Linked DNA regions of Homo sapiens: all the other regions are linked to region 4. The links are chromatin contacts, found by Hi-C or POLR2A ChIA-PET in ENCODE. All regions are on one chromosome and are shown on one strand. Each heading gives the region's core, a stretch centred on a gene start or an enhancer-like site at or near the end of the contact. The rest is flanking DNA. Distances are from core to core; before and after follow the strand shown. Region 1 overlaps INPP4A (inositol polyphosphate-4-phosphatase type I A). Region 2 overlaps INPP4A (inositol polyphosphate-4-phosphatase type I A). Region 3 holds the start of INPP4A (inositol polyphosphate-4-phosphatase type I A). Region 4 holds the start of TXNDC9 (thioredoxin domain containing 9). Region 5 overlaps LINC01104 (long intergenic non-protein coding RNA 1104). Region 6 holds the start of AFF3 (ALF transcription elongation factor 3). Region 7 holds the start of COA5 (cytochrome c oxidase assembly factor 5).

What was found. A loop is a pair of places that touch in the nucleus more often than their neighbours do. ChIA-PET counts read pairs that join two places held with the same protein, here RNA polymerase II (POLR2A). Pooled maps may share reads with other maps.
Region 1: a loop to region 4 is called in a map of naive thymus-derived CD4-positive, alpha-beta T cell, with 6 times the contacts of the local background. The contact joins the enhancer-like site here to the promoter of TXNDC9 in region 4. A Hi-C loop is called at or near these places in 1 of 168 maps with a recorded cell type or tissue (naive thymus-derived CD4-positive, alpha-beta T cell), 11 of 37 single-sample maps with no recorded cell type and 11 of 50 pooled maps.
Region 2: a map with no recorded cell type shows a loop between it and region 4 (7-fold over the local background). The contact joins the enhancer-like site here to the promoter of TXNDC9 in region 4. A Hi-C loop is called at or near these places in 5 of 37 single-sample maps with no recorded cell type and 3 of 50 pooled maps. POLR2A ChIA-PET finds 5 or more read pairs at or near these places in 1 of 52 experiments (OCI-LY7).
Region 3: a pooled map shows a loop between it and region 4 (5-fold over the local background). The contact joins the promoter of INPP4A here to the promoter of TXNDC9 in region 4. A Hi-C loop is called at or near these places in 3 of 37 single-sample maps with no recorded cell type and 7 of 50 pooled maps.
Region 5: a loop to region 4 is called in a map with no recorded cell type, with 6 times the contacts of the local background. The contact joins the enhancer-like site here to the promoter of TXNDC9 in region 4. A Hi-C loop is called at or near these places in 2 of 168 maps with a recorded cell type or tissue (B cell and OCI-LY7), 5 of 37 single-sample maps with no recorded cell type and 4 of 50 pooled maps.
Region 6: a loop to region 4 is called in a map with no recorded cell type, with 17 times the contacts of the local background. The contact joins the promoter of AFF3 here to the promoter of TXNDC9 in region 4. A Hi-C loop is called at or near these places in 2 of 37 single-sample maps with no recorded cell type and 3 of 50 pooled maps. POLR2A ChIA-PET finds 5 or more read pairs at or near these places in 1 of 52 experiments (OCI-LY7).
Region 7: a map of dorsolateral prefrontal cortex shows a loop between it and region 4 (12-fold over the local background). The contact joins the promoter of COA5 here to the promoter of TXNDC9 in region 4. A Hi-C loop is called at or near these places in 12 of 168 maps with a recorded cell type or tissue (B cell, CD14-positive monocyte, CD4-positive, alpha-beta memory T cell and 6 more), 20 of 37 single-sample maps with no recorded cell type and 25 of 50 pooled maps. POLR2A ChIA-PET finds 5 or more read pairs at or near these places in 2 of 52 experiments (MCF 10A and naive thymus-derived CD8-positive, alpha-beta T cell).

What each region holds. Positions count from the first base shown.
Region 1 is chr2:98,462,836-98,466,306 of GRCh38, reverse strand. All of the region lies in intron 1 of INPP4A (inositol polyphosphate-4-phosphatase type I A), which reads right to left. Among named protein-coding and RNA genes, the nearest start is that of INPP4A, 20 kb to the right of the region's middle. RefSeq lists enhancers at 1-453, 552-861, 872-1,011, 2,262-2,311, 2,498-3,013. Within about 2 kb of position 1,271, at least 25 of the 41 ENCODE cell types and tissues checked have a DNase peak (open chromatin) inside an H3K27ac peak, as active enhancers do.
Region 2 is chr2:98,486,069-98,489,686 of GRCh38, reverse strand. All of the region lies in intron 1 of INPP4A (inositol polyphosphate-4-phosphatase type I A), which reads right to left. Among named protein-coding and RNA genes, the nearest start is that of INPP4A, 43 kb to the right of the region's middle. RefSeq lists an enhancer at 1,625-1,704. Within about 2 kb of position 1,571, at least 5 of the 41 ENCODE cell types and tissues checked have a DNase peak (open chromatin) inside an H3K27ac peak, as active enhancers do.
Region 3 is chr2:98,443,082-98,446,289 of GRCh38, reverse strand. INPP4A (inositol polyphosphate-4-phosphatase type I A) reads right to left here and starts at 1,432. Exons shown (of 25, transcript NM_001134225.2): 1 at 1,205-1,432. RefSeq lists a silencer at 963-1,602.
Region 4 is chr2:99,334,291-99,337,979 of GRCh38, reverse strand. TXNDC9 (thioredoxin domain containing 9) reads left to right here and starts at 1,647. Exons shown (of 5, transcript NM_005783.4): 1 at 1,647-1,741. EIF5B (eukaryotic translation initiation factor 5B) reads right to left here and starts at 591. Exons shown (of 24, transcript NM_015904.4): 1 at 391-591. The coding sequence starts at 425. RefSeq lists enhancers at 393-502, 209-710, 723-832, 853-932, 943-992 and 5 more and a silencer at 163-322.
Region 5 is chr2:100,232,973-100,236,679 of GRCh38, reverse strand. All of the region lies in intron 1 of LINC01104 (long intergenic non-protein coding RNA 1104), which reads right to left. Among named protein-coding and RNA genes, the nearest start is that of LINC01104, 27 kb to the right of the region's middle. Within about 2 kb of position 1,484, at least 5 of the 41 ENCODE cell types and tissues checked have a DNase peak (open chromatin) inside an H3K27ac peak, as active enhancers do; they include B cell and OCI-LY7, where a contact is called at or near this core.
Region 6 is chr2:100,140,966-100,144,177 of GRCh38, reverse strand. AFF3 (ALF transcription elongation factor 3) reads left to right here and starts at 1,588. Exons shown (of 25, transcript NM_001386135.1): 1 at 1,588-1,694.
Region 7 is chr2:98,606,662-98,609,900 of GRCh38, reverse strand. It overlaps COA5 (cytochrome c oxidase assembly factor 5), which reads left to right and starts at 1,389. Exons shown (of 3, transcript NM_001008215.3): 1 at 1,389-1,594. The coding sequence starts at 1,496. UNC50 (unc-50 inner nuclear membrane RNA binding protein) reads right to left here and starts at 1,312. Exons shown (of 6, transcript NM_014044.7): 1 at 1,175-1,312; 2 at 1-145. The coding sequence starts at 141. RefSeq lists a silencer at 1,085-1,184 and an enhancer at 1,248-2,237.

The DNA.
Region 1 (3,471 bases), core at 22-2,521, 870 kb after region 4:
TGGAAGGCCAAGGCGGGCAGATTGCTTGAGGTCAAGAGTTCAAGACCAACCTGGCCAACATGGTGAAACCCCATCTCTATTAAAAATACAAAAATTAGCTGTGCATGGTGGCGTACGCCTGTAGTCCCAGCTACTCAAGAGGCTGAGGCAGGAGAATCGCTTGAATCCAGGAGACAGAGGTTGCAGTGAGCAGAGATCACGCCACTGCATTCCAGCCTGGGCAACAGAGTGAGACTCCATCTCAAAAAAACAAAAAAACAAAAAACAAAACAAAACAAAAAACGTAACAAGAAGGTCCCTTCCTAAGCTACTGGGGGGAGGGCTGGAGTGAGACTTGTGGCAGATGGAGCAGAGACTGAGCAAGGTGGGCAGGGCCAGCCTGGGCACACAGCCAGAGAGGAAGGGGGAGGGCGCTAGAGTGAGACCCAAGCCACCGTCTGCTCAAGTACTGCGCCGAAACCAGGGTGGAGCCGGGAGGAAAAACCACAGGCCCTCACAGGAACAGGGGCTCAGCCAGAGAGTTGAAAAACTCTTTTTTCAAACCCATGTAACAACATAGTAAAATGACAGGGGATTATCTGTTCACCAAGTGAGTGCCCAGCAACATGACAAAATGACCCCAGAGTCAGCTACCCCAGAGTCTGGGAGAGGAAAGGACCATGGCCACCCCTAGGCCTCCCCAAGCCTCAGCTTCCTCATTAAGCCCACTGTATGTGGGACAGTATGGTCCTCATCAGGCTGCTGTGAGGTATGGCAGGTCAAATAATGCCCCCTGCAAAAGAGGTTCACGTTCAAATCCTTGGAACCTATTAATGTTACCTTATACAGCAAAGGATTTGCAGACTCAATTAAGTTTCGAATCTTGAGATGAGATTATCCTAGATTACACTGGTAGGCCCCAAATGCCATCACAAATGTCCTTATATGAAGGCAGGAGATTTCGGAGAGAAGAGAGGGCCGTGTGACAGAAGCAGAGAGAAGCGGAGTCACGGAGAGAAGATGTTACCCTGCTGGTGTGAAGATGAGGAAGGGGCCGGCAGCCGAGGCAAGCCAGCAGCCACAGAATGGATTCCGCCCTAAGCTACTGGAGGGAACATGGCCTTGCCCACAGCTTGATTCAGCCCAGTGATTCTGGAGGCCAGAACAGTGAGAGAATAAGTTCCTTTCGCTTTAAGCCACCGAGTTTGTTACAGCAACCACAGGAAGCTAATACAAGGGATTAAAAGGGAAGTGGATACAAAGCAATCAGCACGCTATCTGGCACGTGGTAGGAACTCGAGAATCCCCATTAGTGAAGGACAGTTCCTGACATCCTCCCTGGGCCACCAACCCATCCTCAAAAGCTGTGTGAAAACCTACAACCTTGTACTGCAATAACGAGCTCTGTACTCTGCTCACAAAAGCTCCTTCGTGTGTATCGTCTCAGTTGATTCTGTCCTAAAAAGGAGTTTCCAAGGTTGTCCAAGGACTCTCGGCTTGTCACATATAAATACAACACTGCCACAGGCCTTGTCTTCAACATTCAGTTCAATTAGTTAAAATATTTCACAGGATGGCCTCTGCTGATATCTCATGGAGCAGACCCTCCTGATCTCAGGCATCATGAGCTGTGATCAGGGCCATCTTACCTTGCAGAAACACAGCACAAGTACTTCTCTCAGCCACAGGCCTTGCAACTGTCAACAGAGAAGCTGGTGCCGAGTTCTGACATGGGAACTGAGAACTCTGCCCCTGTCAGGGCAGACATGGCAGAAGAAGAGGCTGGGCAGGCAAAAAAAGACACTGGCTAGCACTTGACCTTCCAAACTGCTTTTCAGCTTGACTCATGCAAAGAGGTTTATCTCTCCCCTAAACCCCCTGCTTTTTGTTTCTTCAGCCCTTGCTCTGTGCACCCCCACTCTCGATTTTCCTCTTTGAGGAGCGAGTCCCAAGTGTCGAAACCCACCATGTGCAATAATTCCACTTCCTCCGTCGTGCTCGGCCTCCATCATGCAGACCCTGGGGCCTCAGCTTCCCCTGGGTTGCTGCGAGGATGTGGCCCCATGAATCTGACGGCTCTCCTGCCCTCCCCTCTGCCCCATTTTGTTCGAGACTCAGGGCTGTGCTGTCCCAACCTTCCCCAGCCTGTGCAAGATTTGAAGACTGTCCCCTTCATCAAGCCACAGCAGCCCTCAGCCACAAAGAGCTCAGGGTGGAGCCTCAAAACCTCAAGAGTATCTTAAAGAAAAAATGAAGAAAAAGAAGAAGCCTATTCACTTCCTAAAAACAGCCATCTGCAGGCCCTCTGAGATATCTTTTTTGCACCCATTCTTCTACAAGCTTCTGCCAGCGCCAGGTTCACTGGGTGGAGACCGTGTACCCTAAGCCAACTGACTACTGACCACTATCAGGCAGGAGACAAGGGCTGTGCACGGAGCGAGCAGAGACTGGAGGAAAAGCTGCCTCAGCATTCCTCAGCCCCTGGCACCGCATGCAGCAGACCCTAGGGCTAACAGCTCACACCTACCAGACCTTCACTTGACCATGGACGCTCATGGCTCTGGTCTGCCCTAAATCCCGCACAGGGGCTTGTAAGCAGTCTCGCAGGCACATGCCTGTGAGCCCTCCGCAGGTGGCTACTACTTCCTGCTCTCCTACAGACAGACCCCAGGGCCAGCTCCACAAGTCAATTCCTTTGTGCCTGAAAACTACCTGCTGCGTGAGTGAATGAGAAGGGGCAGGTGTGCTCCCAGTTGGTAACTTTGCATCACCTCGCCTGTGATGAATGACCATGCCATATCACAGATTCAGAAACTGAAGACCACCAACCAACATGACTCCAAAATGTACGTGCAACGTGCTGCCCAGGCCGTTGCCTTCCCTCTGAGATGTAGAGCACCTTGGTTGGAACAGCTGAAATGCTGGGAGGGCATGGCCAGAACCAGCCTCAGCGAGACACCATCACAGCTGAAATGTAGACTTCCACACAAGCACTGTGTGTTCCTGGGCCTGGCTGTCATTAAGGTCCCTGCAGAACCATCTGCCCTTGCACCTGCAGCTTGAGTTGGCCGCTTGATAGGCCAGGCAGAGGAAAGCCCAACAGAGCCAATGTACCTGAAACTGGGGTCAAAAGCAGCTTTGACAAGCCTCACTCAGGATGCTACAGGTTAGTTTAAAATGTCTGTGGGCTGGGCGCGGTGGCTCACGTCTGTAATCCCAGCACTTTCGGAGGCCGAGGCGGGCAGATCATCTGAGGTCAGGAGTTCAAGACCAGCCTGGCCGACATGGTGAAACCCCGTTTCTACTAAAAATACAAAAATTAGCCGGATGTGATGGCACACACCTGTAATCCCAGCCACTTGGGAGGCTGAGGCAGGAGAATGGCTTGAACCCGGGAGGTGGAGGTTGCAGTGAGCCAAGATTGCAACAGAGCACGATTCTGTCTTGAATAAAAATTTTAAAAAATTAAAAATTAAAAATAAATAAAAAATA
Region 2 (3,618 bases), core at 322-2,821, 850 kb after region 4:
TGCCAAAGAGGAAGCATTAAGGCCAAATTCCCCTCAGAATGGGACTGTCATAGTAGAGGGGACCTCAGGGGTCCATCACAGAGGTTCAGAATCTCCAGGATAAAAGACCCTATACTGCTTGGTACCAATGTTATCGACAGACGGTGTGTAAATGACAGCCCTCACTTGGTGCCTCAGCATCCTAGGGCCCCTCTGAGTCATCTGACATGACAGGGAATCTCTGCTTCCCAACATCAAGGGACAGGGACAGGTTCAAGCCAGGGCTGGGTGTTGGCATATCCCTCCACTCTGCAGCCTTGTCAGTTTTATCCACTAAGGCCATCCAGGAGATGATGCCAAAACCCCTCTTGGCCTGGCCCTAATGACACTCCTAAGGCCCAGTCCTGTATTTCCAAGTTACCCAGTCACCCGCCCCTGAACTCCTGGTATCCACTGAGACCCGAGACCACATTCCCTTCAGAACTGGCTCCTCCTGATTTCTCTCCCTTCCAGGTACCACCATTCTTGGGAGCTCAGATGTATCTGACACCTCTTTCCAACCATCAACCAAACTGGTCAGTCACTGAGTTCTGTCCCCTCTTTGAGACTCTCTGCTTTTGTCACCCTCTTTTTCACTATTCCCATCATCACCCCACAGAGCTAAGGCAACAGGCTCCAAACCAGCCTCCTAGTAAGGCTGACAGCCAACAAACTACACCATTTACACACACACACACACACACACACACACACACACACACACACACACACAGTGCATGTACTCAAAAGCAAGAATCCAAAGTCCTTAGGTTGCATTGTGAGGCTTCCATTCAGTCCTCTGTGCTTGAAACTTTCACAACACTCCCTACTCCACCCCCTCCAGCCCGCAGGAACCAGTACCAACCCAGTCTCCTGGTCCTTTCCCTGAACTTCAGTCTCAAGCAACTCCCCTCTCCAAGGAGCTCCCACTTGCTTCCTGTCTACATAGCTTCTCGTGTGTCCAAAATATTTTCCCCTCTGGTTTTTTCCTCTGGTTAGGTTTTACTGCTTTTGACCTAGAGCCACTACAGGACTCAGAGAGGAACTAGCAGAACTCATTTATTCAAGATCTTTTTACTGCATCTCCACCATGAGCTGGTGAGAGGGTGAGTGACTTCAGAGTGAGTGCCTGTGCATAAAGACATCACCGTGACAGAGACAATTTCGGGTACAGAACTCCGAATGAGGTGCACAACAGGTCTGCAACTAGAAAACTGTGTGGGTAAAGCCCAAGAAGGAAACACAGAACTGGCAAATGGAGAGAAATCCTCAGGTAGTTCTTGCTGCCGCTGCCATTTGGATGCTTTGCTTTTGCTCAGCTGAGTACACATAAATTGAGATTACAATAACTTTAGCCACTTGGCACCCATATCTTGATTTCTAAGACTACACTCCAATAAAAGGGATGAGGGTTCTGTGGAGAAATGGGTGATTCTAGGGCTGGGATAGGAGATACACAAGATGAGCCTGGAGTATCTTGCAGTGCCAATAAGGAAGTACTCAAAAATCAAACAACCCACAATAATGGAGGTATGTCAGAGGAACACGAGCTAACTGAAAGAGCCCCCAGTGGCCAAAGCTGGAACAATCTGAGCAACACAATGAATACCCTAGTACTGGATTACATAAAAGTTGATCATATGGATTGGGTTATTCCTGTCATATCCAACTAAAACAGAATCAAGAAGCCAAGCAGGGACAGAGCACCCTGGGCACGTAACACTGCCACAGGAAGGTAATTCTCCGCAAGTCCAGCTGCTGAAACTGCCTATTGTGACCTGAAACCAGTTTTATCTAATAGCTACTGAAACAAGCTGCTGTGAGTCTAAGAATAGTTTTACACTCACCAATCAGAGCTTGCCAGCTCCTCGAAACATTACTAGTACCAATGAACTGTCTCTCAAAACAATGGGTAACATTTCTGCTTTTTATAAAACCTCCAACCTTCTTTGTTCTTCAGACATATGGAAGACCATCCAGTCTGTGTATATGCCCAGAACTGCAATTCTTGCTTCCCAAATAAAACAGAGAATTGTCTCTATATTTGACTCAACTTTGACAATTATAACCCAAATAACAACAACAACAAAAAAACCATTGAGTCCATATTGATATAAATGACTAAATAAATAAGACAGGCCAGGCATGGTGGCTCACGCCTGAAATCCCAGCACTTTGGGAGGCTGAGGCAGGCTAATTGCTTGAGTCCAAGAGTTTGAGACCAGTGTAGGCAACATAGCAAGACCTTGTCTCAAAAAAAATAAATAAATAAGATAAAATAAAAATTGATTCTGTCTCTAAACACTGTCAAGGTCATCAAAAACAAGGAAATTCTGAGAAACTCACAACCACAAGGAGCCTAGGGAGATATGACAAATACACATAACATGGTATCCTGGATAGAATCCCAGAACAGAAAAAGACAATTAGGTTAAAAACTAGGGAAATGTGAATAAAACATGGAATTTGGTGAATAATGTATCAATTTTGGTTACAATTAACACACTACAATGTACCATGGTGATTAACATGTTAACAACAGCCTGGCAGGAGGTATCATATGGGAGAACTTCAGGCACTCTTTGCAACTTTTCTGTATATCTAAAACTATTCTAAAATTTAAAAGTTTATTTAACAAGCAACCTTAGCTCTGAATCAACTAGTCTTTGCTTTTTTTCCCCTTTTTTCTTTTAAGAGCAAGGATGGTAAGCCACATTTTATATCTCCACAGTACTTAGCTATCCCTGGCCTCTGTAGGCGCCAATCACTGCACATTTGTGGGCTGGCATTTGCTTCTAGACTCAGCCTTGCCCGCCCCTGTCACTGGCAGAGGCCACTGTGCAGCATTCCAGGTCAGGGCCCACAGATTCCTCCCACATCAGCTCCCTCCAGGCTGAGGCCATGAGAGGAGTACCATCAGACACCCAAGAGGCGGTTAGTGTTTGCAGAACCCTCTCTGCCTTGCCTTTTATGTAATCTGGCCTTCTAAGAATTAATTTTACTCCTGGACTCCTGATGTAACCTGTATGCAAAAATCCAGCCCCACACCCTAAAAGCTCTTTGATCTGGACCAGGTGTTCCTCACCCCAGACCTCAGGCCCTGTGGGCAACTGAGGAACTTCTGCCAGAACAGGAACCCCTGGGTTTCCACGCCTTTTTAGGCCATTTCAGATGCATCGCTGCTTTGGGGACAGGGAGGGTCAGGAAGGTGTGGAAAAGTGAAGCCTCATCTTTCAGAAGATAACCAAGAGCAAGGAAAGGAGAAAGACAGAGGAAGCAAAGCAAACAGAGAGGACAGGGAAGCACAGGCCTAGACAAGGAAGAGGATTTTCCAAACTTCCTAGACTTTTGGGACCCCAGAGAGTTCACAGCAGCTCTGCTGCTTCACACAGCATCACCAGCATATATCTGATTCTTACATTACAATATTTGTGCCTTCCATAGAAATGGGCCCAATTAATGAGTGAGACTCCAGGAAAGAGCATCAATTAGTCAACACAATTACAGTACCCCATGAAGTATCCAGAAAAAAAGCTAGAAATCCAACTTTCCATTATAGAGAGGAGAAACCTCCTCCCAGAGACCCAAGGAAGCAGTAGC
Region 3 (3,208 bases), core at 183-2,682, 890 kb after region 4:
AAGAAAGTGTGTTTTTCAACCAAAGAAAAATTAGGCTCAATTCTAGGACAACCTATAGCAAGCAATTCTACGTGCACTGGCCAACGCCAACAGCAGCTAGATTCCAAAACAAACTCAGCAAAAAAGGCTCTGCTCTCACCTTTTAGAGATAAGAACCAGAGTCAGCAAGCGGCAGAACCATGATTCACACCGAAGTCAACCCACTCTGTCCTCAACCCCACTGGCTTCCCCATGGTCCACACAACCCACTGTGAACAGATGGACCAGTCAGAATTTCTCTGCAACACCCAAATCGCCACCCCACCCCCATTCCCTTGGTTTAAATGCCCTGAGGGGCAGGCGACAAATCAAATTCCACTCTTAGGCAGGTTCCCAACACAAGACACATTCAGTGGCAAAGCAAAAGAGAAGATGGGCTCTACCACATATAGGTCTTTCTTACCCAGAGGAACATTTTCATGGTCTGTCATTACGGATGAACTCGGGGCAGGAAGAACCCATCATTATGTAATGTCAGAGGGCAGGCGACAGGGGAAGGGAAGCGAGACCATCAACATTCCCTTCCTTCGCCCACAAAGACACAAATTTACCTCTGACATTTTGAACGTCTGTCTTCTGGGGCCTACCCATTCCTGGCTGGCTTTTCAAGAGACAGCCACAGATCCCTGCACATTTCTCAGGCCTCAATTAATTGACTAGCAAAGCCAGAGAGAAATAAAATATAGAAAGCAAAGATGCTAGAAATGTTGTCGGGGTCTAAAGGCAGGCAGAAAATGGAAGAGTTTCGAGGATGGAGACCAGATTTCCCACACGGAGATGCATGTTTACTTTCACCCGGTTATGTTTCCACCCCAAACACGGCAAGGCCTCCAGCTTCAGGAGCCCGTAGACCCAGCCCTGGAGCCGCATCGGGCAGGCACCGCGTCTGCGTCCCGCGGCCACGCGCCCGCTCGGCACCCGGCTCCCTGCTGGGGCGGCCGCGTCTTCACGGGGCTGGGGGTCGGCCGGGCTCGGATTGTTCTCAAAAGACGCCACCGCAGGTGGACCACTGGCACCGTTAGGCAGTGCAATTTCCATGAAAACCGCGGGCGCCGTCCACATCCGCCCCAGCGGGGACCTGGACGCGCCCCCGCGCCCGCTGTCCGTCCCCGGCCCCGGCCCCCGCGGCGGCCGCGTCGCCTCCTGCCCGGCCCGGCCCACCTACCTGGCGCTCCCCGGCCCCCGGCGCCAGCCGCCCCGCTGTCCCGCCGGGCTGCGCGCCAGAGCCCCGCAGCAGCAGCAGCGCCGCCGCCTGGCTGTGAAGTCGCGGGCTGCGGGCCCGGCCTCAGGTGCTGGTCCTCCTGCCCCGGCCCACGGAGCCCGACCCGGCGGCAAACCAGCAGCGAACCCTCCACGCGCGCCGCAGCCCTAGCCAGCCGCCGCCGCTCTAGACGCCGGGCGCAGCCCCGCCCTGGCCCCGCCCCCTTGTCGCGCATGCGCGCTGAGGGCCCGGCCCGCGCCCTGCGACCCCCGCCCCACTACCAGCCCGAGCTGGGTCCGCCCTCTGAGACAGTAGGGCCGGTGACCGAGCTGCTCGCGCCAATTCCTACTGCTAGGTTCCCACAAGATCCCACCCTATCCTGTGACTGCTTCACCTGCAAGGAGTTCTTGAACTTCTGGACTTGACTGAGCGATGGCATCTTCACCCTGTCATCCACTGAGGCATCTGAGGCCCTGACGGATCCCCAAGGGAAAGTTTCCTGGAGGAGCCGCGACCCGGGGATGCGCCCCCAACCTTTTGCCCTCCGGACAAGAGCACTTCCTGAAGTGCAGACGTACTCACTCCCCAGGAGATGTTTAGGAAACTGAACATTCCAACCAGACAAGCAAAAAATTAAAATCTTAATTCTTTGAAAATACAGACTTGCAAAAAAAAGAAAATTGCTAACCTCTAAGTGTATGTCCTTCCGGACCTGTTCTGGCCTGTGTGCATAAGTGTGCACTAACAGACTTGCAACAGCATCAGTCCTTACACTTTGCCCCAAGTTTCTATTTTTCCATAGACAAAAACAATAATCAGAAGTTTTGGAAGAAAATTTTCACTTTGACTTTAAAACAGCATTTCTCCTTGAGCAAGGGCAAATACTGGACTGAATGTATCCTTATCTTTGAGTCTTCACATTTTATCCGAAAAAAAAATTCTTAAAATGATTTTAATTCAATAAACCAGAATACTTCTCAGGCAGAGCATTTAAACATATAATTTGCTTCAAAAACAAAAGAGATTAACCAGTTAGGAATGGAAATTAAGAATTCTCTGAACTCATTTAGAATTATGTCTGATCCTCCTCATGTCACCAAAATACAGACAATAGTCTGGAATAAAAATAAACAAATATAAAACGAGTTTTTTGGGGAGCCTGAGGCAGGAGCATCGATTGAGCAGAGGAATTTGAGGCTGCAGTGTCAGCCTGGGAGACAGAGCAACACCCTGTATCTCTAAAAAAAAAAAAAAAAAAAAGAAAAGAAAAGAAAAGAAAAAAGAAAAAGAAAATGTCCTAGTTTTAAATTTTTATTTCTTTACTTTTTATTTTATTTCTCTTCTGAAAAGTAACTTAGTAATAAAACAGTTCCCTCTTATTATTTCTCCAGCTAAATGGAAAGAAATATTGACAGAACCTTGACTCCACAGTACAAAGTTAAAGCCAAGAAAATCAAATTTGTAGAAATGCAAAAATATTTTTGCATTTTTTTTAATTACTGTGACCAATTAGTTTGCTTGGAACAGCCCCAGTTTACATCTTTTTGCAGCAAAATTATTAATAGGGCCCTCTTTCACTCTCAAATGTATTCCTGTTCAAACAATAAATTTTATGGCCATGCTGTTTATTTATTTATTTTTGGGATGGAGTTTCGCTCTTTTTGCCTAGGCTGGAATGCAATGGCGCGATCTCGGCTCACCGCAACCTCTGCCTCCCAGGTTCAAGCAATTCTCCTGCCTCAGCCTCCCAAGTAGCTGGGATTACAGGCATGTGCCACCACCCTGGCTAAATTTGTATTTTTAGTAGAGACAGGGTTTCTCCATGTTGGTCAGGCTGGTCTTGAACTCCTGACCTCAGGTGATCCACCCGCCTCGGCCTCCCAAGGTGCTGGAATTACAGGCGTGAGCCACCACGCCTGGCAGTCATAATCAAGCTAAGAAAGTTGTTAAACACTAACTTTTAAAAAA
Region 4 (3,689 bases), core at 398-2,897:
TACTCACAGGTATAAGAGGCATAAAAAGAACTTCCCCACCCTCGCCAAGAGTAGCGCGGAAAAAAACTCACACTGGCCTGGGCCACGCTGGCGAAGCCGCCTGACCCTCCCCGCGCGACCAGGAACCCTCAAATGACTACCCCGCTCCTCAGGCCGGGGAAGGGGTGCCGGGGGAGCGAGGCTCGACTGGGAGGACCCGCCCGCCGTCGAGGCCCTACGTGCCCACCCGGCCCGGGGGCTTGGGCCCGCTCCGCACACTCTGGGCCCAGGCCTGGTACCCCGCGAAGCTCATCGCGAGCCCAGACCCCGGTCCGACGCCGCGCCCGGCGAGACCCGCACACTCCACTGAGCCACGGCGGCCGCCGCCGTACGGACCCAACCCCTATCTACCTGTCTTCGCTCTTGTTTTTCTGTTTCTTCCCCATTGCTTGTCAATGGCGCTCGTGGCCCCAGCCCCTCTATTCGGTCTCTCACAGACCCACTGTCTCCCGGCTGACTTTGGTCTCCGCTCAGCTCTTTTCCCCTCGTGCTGCCGCCGCTCGCACCCGGCTCTCCACAGACCCGCGCACTGGAACAGGACACATATGGTGTGAGTTCTCAGTGCGCAAGCGCATCGCCCAGCCGCCTCGGCGTGAGGACGCAGGGCGCGGCTCATCGAGAGCTGCGCTTCGGGTAGAGCGTCTCCGGTTGACCGGCCGACCAGGCAGCAGCCCGAGCGCCCCCTGCCCTCAAGCGTCCGCCACGAGCCGACACCCGCGGGTTTTCCACGTTCTAGAACCCGGAGGTGGACAATGAAGCTGTCAATTTCGCCACCTCACCCCTCTCCCAACGGGGAACGCACGCTTCGGTTCAGGAGTGGGCTTTGGGCTTCCCTTTATATCTTTGTATTCTCAGCCGCACGAAGTTCAGTAAAGAACCACAACGAACCAATAGAGTCCTCTGGGGGTTTGCGAGAGAGATAAATTCAGGACAAAATAGGGACCTCTCAGTAACATCCATGCATTATGCATTATGTACAGTCACTGAATAAAACAGAACAGGACACAGCCGATCAATTCCCTAACATAGGTCTTCAGCTTCACCCTCAAAGCGAGGGCGAGTTCTAAAAATTCCTGTGTTTCGAAGAGTCAAGAGGGGACCTACAGGGGTGGTGGAAAATGTTCTATATCTGGATCTGGCCGGTGATATTTTGGGTTTTAACTATGCAAAAGTTAATTGTGCTGTATATGTTTATGCCTCGACTTTAGGAAAAATGTTAACAAAAGAAAACAAAAAAAAGAAAAATGTTCATTCAACACTAACAGAATGGAAACGCAGTTCAAGCGTCACGGCTGAGCGAGAGCACAGCTGTCTCATTTCCAGTCTGGCGCACTGGACCGTGAATACTGAAGCACGCTCCTGAGAAAGTCCGGCCACGACAGCCTGCGCACTAAGAAACTGCAACTCCCACAATGCTTTGCGGCCTTCCAGTTCGGCCGTGTACCCGGAGGAAAGCAAGGGTCGGACACCTTGGGTTCCGGGCTGCTGGGCGGGAGGCGCACGCGCAGAACTGTTCGCCACCCGACCGCCCGCCCCTTCCTCTGGCGTCCAAGGTGATATCGCGCGAGGTTCGCAGCCAATAAGGAGGCGGATGTGACGGCCCGTTTGCAGCCGCCGGCAGCTACTGCAAGGCAAAAGCCGGAGTGGACGTGTCTTTTGAAACTGCTGCTCTTTCACTTCTCAGGCGTCACCGAGAGCTCAGGTGAGGCAGAGGGTAGTGAGAAGAATCCGACCACCACGTCCGGGTGCTGGTGAACATTCTGCTGCTCCACATCCGGAGCGGAGGAGGGGCGCGGCCCCAGCACCGGTGTCGGTGTCCTGGCAGAGGCTCTTGCGCAAGCGCACCAGGAGGCGTCGAAGTTGGGGCCACCGGGACTGTGCTTTCCTCTGTTTCCCCGGGCGCAGGGAGTGGCCGGCTTGCCATTGGGGAGGTACCTGGGGTTCAGTTAAGGACCAGGCCCCTTGATTGTTTTGGCGGATACCTGTAAGGGTGTCCAGGAAATGACTAGGGAATTTGAGGACGCGCTGTGTCCCGTCCCACCCTTCCAGCGGAGCTGTAAAAAGGAAGAATCAGAGGCTGTGGTTTGAAAAATGAAAAGCTAACGAGGGGTTGCATCGTCTCTTTACCCCATTCTCAATGCTCTGACCACCAACACCTACACCCAGAATAGCTCTTCTTAATCTCGTCTTTTTCCAGTTATCCCATAATTAAATTCTGGGCTCATTCTATAAAGTTCCAGGGTAGGCATTCTCTGTGCTTATCCCTGGAGCACAGCTTCCAACGTTCAATTCAGTATCTTATTATCTTCTCCTTCCAGCCCCCTCACTGAGGGTCACAGTCCTACTGACATTTTTCTTGGGCGATAGGGAGCGTGGAAATCTTTGCTGTGTTTGAAATACAGCACCTTTCCAATTTTATAGCACTCACGAGGAGCTTACAATTTGGTTTTTTAGACTCAAATACTTTTGAAACTTAACAGTGTAGTAATTTGAACAGAAGTCAGGCACGTGTTCATTCAACGTTAAATACATGTTTATTGAGTACCTGCTGTGTTCTATGGAGATACAAAGATGAAATCAAGTATGCTTTTCAAATCCTTTTCCTGTAAAGAAAAAGGAATCAGAATTGAAGTTTGCAAGAATATTTCTCTTCAGCTCAACGTTTATAGAGGGCCTGTGTGGGTCAGAATCTGTGTCAGAAGCTGAGTGAATGAATTCACAGTTTGTTGTGAAGTTTGGGGTGCTTCAGTATTATTTGCAAATGTATCATAGTTCATTGATATGCAACAGCCTCCTGCTTTGATAGGCAAATTATAAATCATTTCTGCAGTAATAACCCTGAGATACACATAAACTTGCCCTCTAATTGTTGGTATAAAATTTCTCGTACAAAATACTCCATTTCTTTTAAAAGAAGTAAAATTTTGGCCGGGCGCGGCTGGCTCACGCCTGTAATCTCAGCACTTTGGGAGGCCGAGGCGGGCGGATCACGAGGTCAGGAGATCGTAGCCATCCTGGCTAACACGGTGAAACCCCGTCTGTACTAAAAATACAAAAAGAAATTAGCCGGGCGTGGTGGCGGGCGCCTGTAGTCCCGGCTACTCGGGAGGCTGAGGCAGGAGAATGGCGTGAACCCAGGAGGCGGAGCTAGCAGTGAGCGGAGATGCGCCACTGCACTCCAGCCTGGGCGACAGAGCGAGACTCCGTCTCAAAAAAAAAAGTAAAATTTTGTACTAATTGCTAGTACAAAATACTCCATTTCTTTTAAAATATATAGTCATGTGCCACATAAGGACATTTCAGTTTTATGAGATTGTAATACTGTATTTATCGTACCTTTTCTATGTTTAGATACACAAATGCCATTATGTTACAGTTGTCTGCAGTATTCAGTACAGTAACATGCTGTACAGATTTGTAGCCTAGGAGTAATAGGCTGTATGGCATAGCCTAGGTGTGTAGCAGGCTGTACCATCTGGGTTTGTGTAAATAGTCTATAATGTTTGAAACAATATCAAAATCACCTAATGATGCATTTCTCAGAATGTATTCTCATTGTTTTGTGGGTTTTTGGTTTTTGGTTTTTGAGACAGGGTCTGGCTCTGTTGCCCAGGGTGGGGTGCAAGTGGTGCGTTCTCAGCCCACTGCAA
Region 5 (3,707 bases), core at 235-2,734, 900 kb before region 4:
AGGTTTCCTGAGAAGTGAGGGAAATGTCACAGAAAAGCCATGGTGATTTTGAGCTGAAATCACTAACTCTGCCTTTGCCGTATTATAATGTGTAATAATTAGAAATCATTCTGAAGCCATCTAGAATCTTGCCCTAACAGTTCTCTCACACCTGAGAACTGTTGTCCATGGCATAGGTTTCTCTGAGAAGGGCTTTGAAAATGAGCTATTGCATTCGTTTGCTAAGGCTGCCTTTACAAAGTACCACAATCTGAGCAACATAAACTACAGAGAGGTGTTCTCTTGCAGCTCTGCAGGCTGGAAGCCCGAGACCAAGGCGTCAGCAGGTGTCCTTCTGAGGGCTGTGATGGAGAATCTGCTCCAGGCCCTTCTCTTTGGCTTGTAGGTAGCCGTCTTCATGTTCACACGGCATTCCCTCTGTATGTGGGTCTGTGTCCAAATTTCCCCTTTGTATAAAGTCATACGGATTAGGGGCCCATCCTAATCCAATGTGATCTCAACAGGCCTATTTCCAAATGTGGTCACATTCTGAGGTACAGGAGTTAGGACTTCAATCTGTGAATTTTGGGGGCCACACTTCAACTCATAACAGCTGTGGCAACAGCTGACTCTGATACATTGAGAGACTGTGGAAGGCCTCTCGTTCTCCCCTCGCTCCTCTCCTCCCTGCCCCTCTGGGCTCTTTCCCTATCCTTCACCCACCAATATCTGAAAACCCTTAGAGACTTGTCCCTTTGCATCTTAAAGTTGGCTTGGTCTCCTGGGATCTCACCCAGATTGCAGTTATGCCCAGGAGAGGCAGCAATAAGCCATTTCAGTGAGCTCCCGACTGTCGTGGCTTTTAACCTCCATGTGTTAAGGTGTGTCCACACCTTCACTGCCAGGTCCAGCTTTCTGGCTGGAAGGCCCGCAGCATACAAGAAAGCCATGGGGCACACTCAGTGGGATGGAGCAAGGGGTGGGAGATAGGTCTGGAAAGATCCAAAGGCAAAAATCAAAGGCAGCAATATCAGAGCAGGAGAAACTGAGCGGATCTGGGTTTGAGTCTTGGCTCTGTTACTTCTGGCTGGGTGACTTGGACAAGTCACCTGACCTCCCCGTCTGCTTGATGTGCTTATCGTCATACCTACCTGCAGGTAAGGCCACAAAATGCCCAGGAAATACGTTATGGTGGTTCTAATATCCTCGACGACTTCATCATTCTCCCTGGGCCTAGCACCGGCTGGCGGTAAAGGCGTAAGCTCTGCAATGCCTCGGAAGACTCAGCGGCTGTGAACTTGCCTTTGACACAAAAGCTGCTCTTACAGTGAGAACAGGGCCTGGAGCCCCCAGCTCCCCAGGCTCCCTGACCTGCGGTTGAGTTCTACATGCACAGCCAGGGCTGCACAGCTTCCTGAGCAGCGGGGAGGCTGTGGGCAGGAAGGGGAAATGAGAGTGGCCGAGGCTGTGCACACCTGGGCTGGATCAATGGCCACGTTGTAAAGCCGGCCCTCTGGGACGGCCTGCAATGCCCGGATCTATAGCTGTGTTAGTCATCGCCTCACCAGGCCTTCGTTTGTTTTTCAAAGTTTTGTTAGTGTGACTTGCACCTCCAGTAACTCATCTTTAACTGCCCTCCCTCCTATCTGACCCAGTTCGCACACCATTCATCTTTTCTTCTTCCTAATACATTTGATTTTCTTTACGCTCTCCATCTCAGTCTTGCTCTCTCTCTCTTTTTCTCTTTAATTTCTTCAGTCAACTAGAGATGGGGAAGCAGACCACCTGGGATGAAGGAGAGAAAGTGCTGAAGGGGAAAAGGCCACCTAGCTACATTAAGCTGGGAAAGTCTGTTTAGCTGACTTTGAAGTCCGCTAGCTCTCAGGCACTCGTCCTAGCAGACATGAGCAGCACCTTCCATTGCTAGGATTATCATTTACCTAAATTCCACTTACTTGCAGGCTGAGCCCATTTCAACTGGAGAAGTCCTTAAGAAGGTTGCCTTGCCCAACCACACGTTGCAGATGAGAAAACCAGGACTCTGGGAAGCTTACAAATTAGTTGTTCAAAGACACGTAACCAATTGCAACTCTTGATTCGAGGATCTAAATAAACTTTGCCACATAGACTTCCCCATACCTTCCTTTGTTTATTCATGTGGGAAATTTGTCTCTTAGAGCCTCTATGAAATATCACTTTGAATGCCCACATGTTTACAAATTTCATGAATAACCCCTCCAGATAGCCACTGAATGGAAATGTGTTTCAGCCTACACTAAGATGTGCCCTGCCTTTTTCTTCTGATGACATGGTGCAAAGTTATGTAAAATTCCAAACCTTACAAGAATGTAAGTAATCTCATTTCTAGGGACATGCTGCCAAAAATTGGTGCATAATTCTCCGTCTTCTTTTTTCACACTGATACTAACCCTCTTACTGTTGCTGTTGATTACTTTGGATGTGGACTCATACCACCAATGCAGTTCGGAGCTTGCGTTTTTCACTTTACATATCAGTAGGGACAGGAAGGTCTAACCCATTCTTAAGACGTGTGTGGTATTTCATCTTTCGGCTGTACCAGCATTTATTTAATCTTCTTCTTCAGAGTTCATTTGGGTTACTTTTACGTTTTTAATACTTTAAAGTCTTTAAACAAAGCCCCAAGGAACATTCTTGAGGCTTTAGAGGCTTAAATGTTAGAAGTAGAAATACAGAGTTAAAAGATTAGAACTTTAAACATTTCAGTAGATATTGCTAGGTTGCAAGCCAAGAAGGTGTACTGATTTACACTTGCACCAACAATGTACCTGGGTGCCAGTTACTTCCTATACCCTCACCAATGCTGAACTTCATCAGCCCATTTTTACGTTGGTCAATTTGATAAGTGGAACAATATGTCATTGCAGTTTAATGAGCACATCTTGATTAGCCCTTGTTTCCTCTTCCTGGCCAGTCACTGCTTCTTGACTTTTCTCACCCCTTAATGCATATATACATGGGAAGTATCCACACATTTTTAGTCGATGTTTTAGTTAGCAAAACATAGCCAGAAGGCAATAAGTGGCAAATTCACACCCTAAAGTTCAGAGCGGAGAGTAAGTGACTTTCAGACAAGCGGTACCATCACGCGCCTCCATTAGCCCAGCTACGTGTCTGTTACCATATTCAAAACTCATAACCAAGACATTTTCTGGCTGCCTTGACACAACAGGGATGATATTAGCTGGATGAGAGCGCTGAAGAACAATTCTGTTTCACAGACAGGTGTCTTCTCCAACCAATCAGGCAGCCACCTCTACAATCACTCCAAGGGTGATGCCTCACATAAGGTAAAACTTGCAGGACCAACAGTGAGAAATGAACCTCGCCCCTGCTGGCCTGCACCACCTCAGACTTTAATCATTTTCCACTCTGGCCTGTTGAGCTATTTCTTGTCTCAGCATGGGGCATATGCTGGCTGGTCTCCAATAGACCTCATGTATGGCAGGTGCCGATGGCCATGAGAAGGAAGTTGCTGGGTGGATAGGTTCTGACTCTACCCTGGATCTGATTGGCTCTGGTGTTCATGGGGGTCTGCTCTGTTTGGATTCCCCAGACAACTTGACCTGCCCTTCCTCCCACCCTTTCTATTTTAACCTCATCTAATGATAGCTGGAAATGAGCCAGTTCCAGAACTGGCAAGAAACCTGACTTGTCCAGGTGGCCACAAGACCACCCCCAAAGCCAGC
Region 6 (3,212 bases), core at 339-2,838, 810 kb before region 4:
CAAAAACCAGACAAGTGTGGGTAGATAGACATTCAATTCCTTTCTTCTCATCCTTCAGTGAACGGTCTGGTGTGCCCTGGGTGCACGTACCCCTTGGGGATTAGGGCAGTGATGAGAGGCAATGGAGGGAGGGTGTGGCTGTGGAGATGCGGACGGGAAGAAGGATCTGAGGAGTGACTGAAGAGGTAGAATGGGCAGGGCTTGGTGATGGAAGGTTGAAGAGTATTCAGCAAAGAGAAGAACGTGGGAAGCCTCCCCATTTCTGGTTTGGGTATAAGATAAAGAAACGTTTTCTCCTTGCCAGGGACATGAGGCAGACAATACTGGGATAATTTCCCAGGGCTTGGGATAGGACTGGGTGGGGAAGTTTCTAGGTATCCATTCTCAGGATAAGGACGGGCCTGTTTGGATGAGGATAATGGAGGGTCAAACCTGAAGAAGCCAGATTAGCAGAGGCAAAGTGAGAGATCAGAAGGTGGTAAACTCAGAAGGGGGTAGAGACCTGAGGAGCAAGCTGGGACAAGGCAGGAGGGAATTCACAGGCCACATGGTAAGTAATGAGTGGGGTAGAGGACAGAGCAGGGTTTCATTGTGGCGAGTCTGACGGGAGGTGCTGGGGGATGTTCCAGGAGAACAGCAGAAATGTGTGATGCTATGGATGTGGGCTTGGCAAGTTCCATCTGGAGCTGGGAAGAGGCCACCCATGGAGAACAGGAACCATGAGGCGGAGAGTGGAGCTTGCAGGAGGGCGAAAATTAAGACCAAAGAATGGAAGCCTGCCAGTGTGAGAGACCGCCTGACAAAAACCAGGAGAGTATGGAGTCATGGCGGCCCAGGCAGAAGTTCTGGGAGGAAAGAAATGGTCAACACTACAGGGAAGTCAAACACTGCCAGTGGAGACAAATAGGACAGGAACTGAAAAAGCATCCATTAGTGAATCCCTGGTGTCATTAGTGAAAATAATTCCAGGCATGAATGGGGAGAGGGAAGGGTGTCGGGCAGGAAGTCCAGTGCCCGTGGGTTGACTGAATGGGAGATGAGGAGGTAACACCCATCATGTAGGTCATGTAGAGCAGCCTTAGGACATCTGATTCCTTGCCTAAGACTCTTCTTTCCTGGTGTAGCTTTGTTCTAGAAAGGTCTGGAAGACTTGTCACAGTTCCAATGCAGGATGAGCCTTTGGTCCTGATCTCTTGGAGGCCCAGACAGCCTGGGAAACCAGCAGAGCTTTGGACAAGTTAAGCAGCCCATTGAAATCAACATTCTTGATAATCATATATCTAAGAGATTCCAAAATGTTCCTGGGATTCTTTTATGGGTCTGCATAGGGTTAGAAAGCACAGGAGTCAAAGAGACCTTCTCCCTTGGCCTCCAGGGCCACCATCCTCTGCTTTTGTCAGTTGGTCTCCCCAGAGTAGAGTCCAGGTTCCTGCTTCCAGCCTTCTGGTAGACCAGGCCCTGCCACAAGTGAGAGTTGGCCGGTTGGGTATCTGGTTTAGTCACTCGCCTCCACACTTTCACATCCTCTATCAACACCTGCACACTTGGGTTGTGACCACACATGCTCTTCCTGTTTGTACAGAAAGTGCCATTCAGAAAGCTCGCCAGCGAGAAGAGAGCTCCACGCTCAGCCTCAGAAGAAAGACGTTCAACGACTTACTGGGGAGAGAAAGAAAAGGAACGGGAGCTGAGAGGTAAGATCAAACTGGAGGGTGTGCGGGCCCTCTAGGATGCCTTGCCTGGAAGAGAGGTAGCCCCGACTTTGTGTCCTGAAGGGTGGCGCTCTAAGTAGCTGTGCCCATGCTCCGCTGGTCAGGGCAGGGGGAGCATTCTTGGTCAGCCTCACCGAGATGGTCCAGGCCCTGGTGAACAGCCAGAGGGATTGAGAAGGAAGAGATGGGATGTGACCAAAGTTGGTCACTGAAGCCGTCAGTGTGTGTGCGTGTGCATGTGTGTGTGTGTGTGTGGTAGAGGGTGCACATAAAGAAGACATAACCTGAGTGTGAACATGCTCACACACATATTTATGATGCTGGCTGGGGCCTTATGAAAAGTGTGTCTTAACCTCATGTTGCTCATTAGCTATAACCTCAAAAATAGAAACCATGACATGGCCACAGACTGGATCCCAGTCAATGGCCCCAGTGAGTGAGCTTGCAAGGAGAGATCATGGGCAGTTCCACCTAAGGCCACCGTCACTTCTGCAGAAATGACTTGGAATAATGACCTCCTCACTGTTAGGGGCTAACAGCACTATATTTGTATTTCTTGGATGGAACATTGTATATGTGTGTATTTGTGTGTGTGTGTCTGTGTATGTGCATAAACACATCATGTATTTATACACATGACATTGTGTGTATGTGTGTTTATGTGTGTATATATATGTACACACACATATGATATAATGCAATATACACAGTGACCAGATTTTTGAAACCAAAGAGAACTAATAGCAAGACAAAGGGGTTTTTTTCCTAATATGTGATTTCCTTGCTATTCGAGTCTCACATATATAAAAATGAAATATGTCTACACATGTGTTTCATAATTCCTTTTATTCAAAGAGGGGATCATTCAGGTAGCTAAAGGTCAAGTGTTTACAATAACAAAGTGGTGGTAAACTCATTCTTTGAATGTTGATCGTACAAACTAAATAATCCATCAAAAAATGTTGTCTCTGCCATTATTAAAAGCATGTGTTCCTTGGTGCAAAATTTAAGAATGTTCTAACTACAAGAGCACCTTCCTTTACCTAGGGCTATCCCATCTCACTGTTGAAGTGAAGTGATTACAGTGAAAGTAATACAGACATTTAATATTCTTAGTTTTGGTTGTGTTTCTGTCAACTGCTATTCCCTTGTTCTAGGCGTAACTGCACTTAGTGTTTAGTGGTGTTATGCATATGTATATTTGATTTGCATTTAGAAAATAGAAAAATATATACATTGCTTATTTTCCAGATTTCAAGGTTTAAATTCCCACTCTAACATGATGGTTTTAGGCAAGTCACTATACATCTCTGCATCGGAGTTCCCACATCTGTAACACAAGTACAATAGTAGATAGTAATCCCTTCCTCTTAAGAATTAAATAAGCTAATACATGTAAAGTGCTTAGACAAGTGCCTGGAACATTGAAAGGGCTCAGTAAGTATTAGCAGCTGTTATCATTGTCATCATCATCATCATCATCATCACTACCTTTTGTAC
Region 7 (3,239 bases), core at 140-2,639, 730 kb after region 4:
TTCAAAGTCCATTTGCCGAAAGCGGAAAAGCCTTCTCAGATATTTGTAGCGTTTCGCTCCGGCTGTGTGTCTTGCCGCATCCCTGGAATTCAAGACTCCGTTCCCCTGCACTAAGGAATTCACTGAAGTACTCGGTAACATCTTCCTAGATGGAAGAAAAACATTTCTTTTACACGTATTCTGAAGAAACATTTGGCTACCGACACTCCTCTTCTGAGTTATTTGGCAGGGAGGTCACTTTCCATGTTCTTCCCAACCCTAGAGAAAGGCCAGGAGTCAAAAGCAAATGCAGTTAGTTCTGAGGCGGGTCTTGGGGCTTGGGAACCGCAGACTGCAACCTCAGGCAAGGGCAACAGCCCACCCTTCTGAATCACCTAATAACACTTATCCAGGGGCAGCTACCATTACAGAGACAGGGATGATGTGACTGCCCCATGACTCCGAGGATAGTGATAGAGCCAAGATTGGAAATCTGACTCGAAATTCCGTGCTCTTAACCACCAAGCTTTTAAGAAAATGCCTAAGAAAGCAGTTTCAGCCGGTTAGAACAGTGTTACTGAAGAGGTCAAATAAATGGCCTATTCACACAGATCCATCAGCGCACTGCCAGCAAGCTTCTCGGTCACTAGAATGAGATTAAAAAACCAAGAAAAACTCCGATCCCTAGTGTTTTACATCCGGAATAGTTCAGCAGAGGGAGCGGTAGCGTCGGAGTCCAATCCAACCGGTCCGAGCTCCGGGGAACGCCGGCCACTGCCCGGCTGCCCGTCTCCCCTCCACTTCGCAGGCCCCCCAGACGCCGGCAGGGTCTGGCCGAGCCCAGCTGCTCCCTCCCTGCCCGGGGCCGCGGGTACGGCTGCCAGATTTAGCAAATAAAAACACAGAATACCCAGCTCCATTTGGATTTCAGACAGGCCACGAATAAGGTTTTAGTATGCCTACATCCCACGCAACATTTCGGACATGCTTATACTAAATGCTCTTTCTTTATCTACGATGCAAATGTAACTGGGCGTCCTTTCATTTTAGCCGCAACTCTATCGCCGGCCGAGGGGCCGGACGCCGACATGGTCACTGCCAGGCCGCAGCGACGTCAGGCCGCAAGCTGTCGGGATTAAATGGCCCCCGGCGCGAGCCCGGGCCGCGGGAGGGCAGAGTGGTCCTCAGGCCTCACCTGGAGTCCTGCTACAGCCTCGACCCACGTCCGAACCAGCCCACCACCTCCTCCCAGCAGCCGACCCCAGCCGCCACCGGGCGGGCTTCCCTTCCCTCAACGGAGCCGGCCCTTGGGGCGCGCCGCGTCACGGGAACCGACTTCCGCCGCGGACGCGCCACCTCTCGGCCCCCGTAGTCCTCGGCCCTACCGCCGCGGCCCGCCGGAAGTTGTTGCCGCTGGCTTCCGGTCCCCTGAGACTGGGGCCTCGCTCGCTCCCGACCCGGTTGCAAGTGTTGCGGTGGGAGAAAGTCGCGTCCGCATCGGAGGGGAAGCGCCGTCATGCCTAAGTATTATGAGGACAAGCCGCAGGGCGGCGCGTGCGCGGGCCTGAAGGAGGACCTGGGCGCGTGTCTGCTGCAGTCGGACTGTGTGGTCCAGGTAGCGCGGCCGGGCGCTCCCGGTGGTGACGACCCCTGTCCCAGGCAGGCCTGGCTCGGCGGAGGGCAGCGGGTCGCCCGCGGCGGCGGTTGGAGTTAACCATCCCGGGCGTAGGTCACAGCTCGGGCTCACTGAACGTGCGCAGATCCACTGAGCTGTCGGAGCCCCAGTTCCCTGTGGGGTTAAATCGGAGATAACGATAAACGCACCCTGTCGGGTTTTTGTAAAGGTTAACCCATTTCAGTTCACGAAGCCTTTATTGAATGCTAGCACTCTACTAGGCTTTGGAGACATAAAGGAGAATAAGCCAGGTTTCTTGCCTGCCTAGAAATGATAATCTGTAGAATTAATGATTCCAGAGAGTTGCGTAAACCTGGTACACTGCCCTGGCCAGTAGTGTCTCCTGCCTGTTCAGTTGTGACAATGTGTGCTCAGTTTGACTTGTGTTGATGTGAATTTGTTTCTGAGTTACAGTTCTCTGCATTCTTGGATGTTAAGTTGTAAAAATAAGGCAACTCCATATTTTCACGATTTCGTATCTTGCTTCCCCTACACTCTTCCTTCACTCCCCGGCTACAGACACAGGTCTCCTCAGCACCCTCTTGGAATGCACTGAAACATGTAGTGAGGTTCACAGTGGACCTGAGTTCTGGATTAGAGCTCAAGTAAAGCACAAGTGCCTTTTCCAATTGCAGAGGCCCGACGAGAGGGCATTCAATTGTGTGCAATTGTCTTTGCATTGGGGGATGTAGTTTCAGAAAGTTGCTGTTATTTCAGAGAAAAGATTACCCCCAAATGGACATCCACTGTAAGACTGTACCAGTGTTTCTACCGAGTCACAATTTGTTTGGTTCACTGATTTTAGCAGTCAGCCATTCTCGCCTCCCAATGTCTAGTAAAACTTGAGTTATTATAAATTTAAGAGATTATCTCGCCCAACTTCCTTATATAAATGAGGAAACTGAAGTACCGTTGTTTTCAGGCTCCCCTGTCCAGGGCTGTGTCCCTTCTGCCCCTTACTCACTGGTGCTGCCGTTCAGCCAGCTCCTGGTAAATGCCTCTTAAGTGGCAGGCATGGTACCTGACACTGGTGATAACGAAGATGAATCAGTAACAGTCACTACCCATGTAAGCTTGGTGTCATGGGAGAAATAGACATCTAAGGGTCTAAATTCCTGCCATAAGACTGTAAGCATTTATTAAACATGTGTTTAATGACTAGATCTTGAGGAGAAAAATGCGTTAGCCCAAGGGAGAGCGTCTGATTTTGCTTCAGAATTTGGAATCTTCTGAGATGACATTTGAGCTGAGTCTTAAAAGTTGAGTAGTAGTTTATCAAGTAAAGGAGTGGGAACTGTTGTGGTTGTGGGGAAAATCTGAAAGAACAGCAAGTGCAGAGGCAGGGAGATGTGGGAGGGCGCAGAGGAGCTAGTGTCCTGCCATAGGGGAATGCGACAGAAGGCCTGAGGGGAAGGTTGCAGCCAGGTGTGAAGGCCTGTATGTGTGTCAGAGTGAGGAGACTGGATTTTATCCAGACGTTCAGCATCGGAAGGCCATGTTGATGAGTAGTCAAGGGAAGAAAGTACACTGAGTAGGACTGAGGAAAGAAACTCCAAGTGGAGGACAATAGCAGCAGCACAGAGAA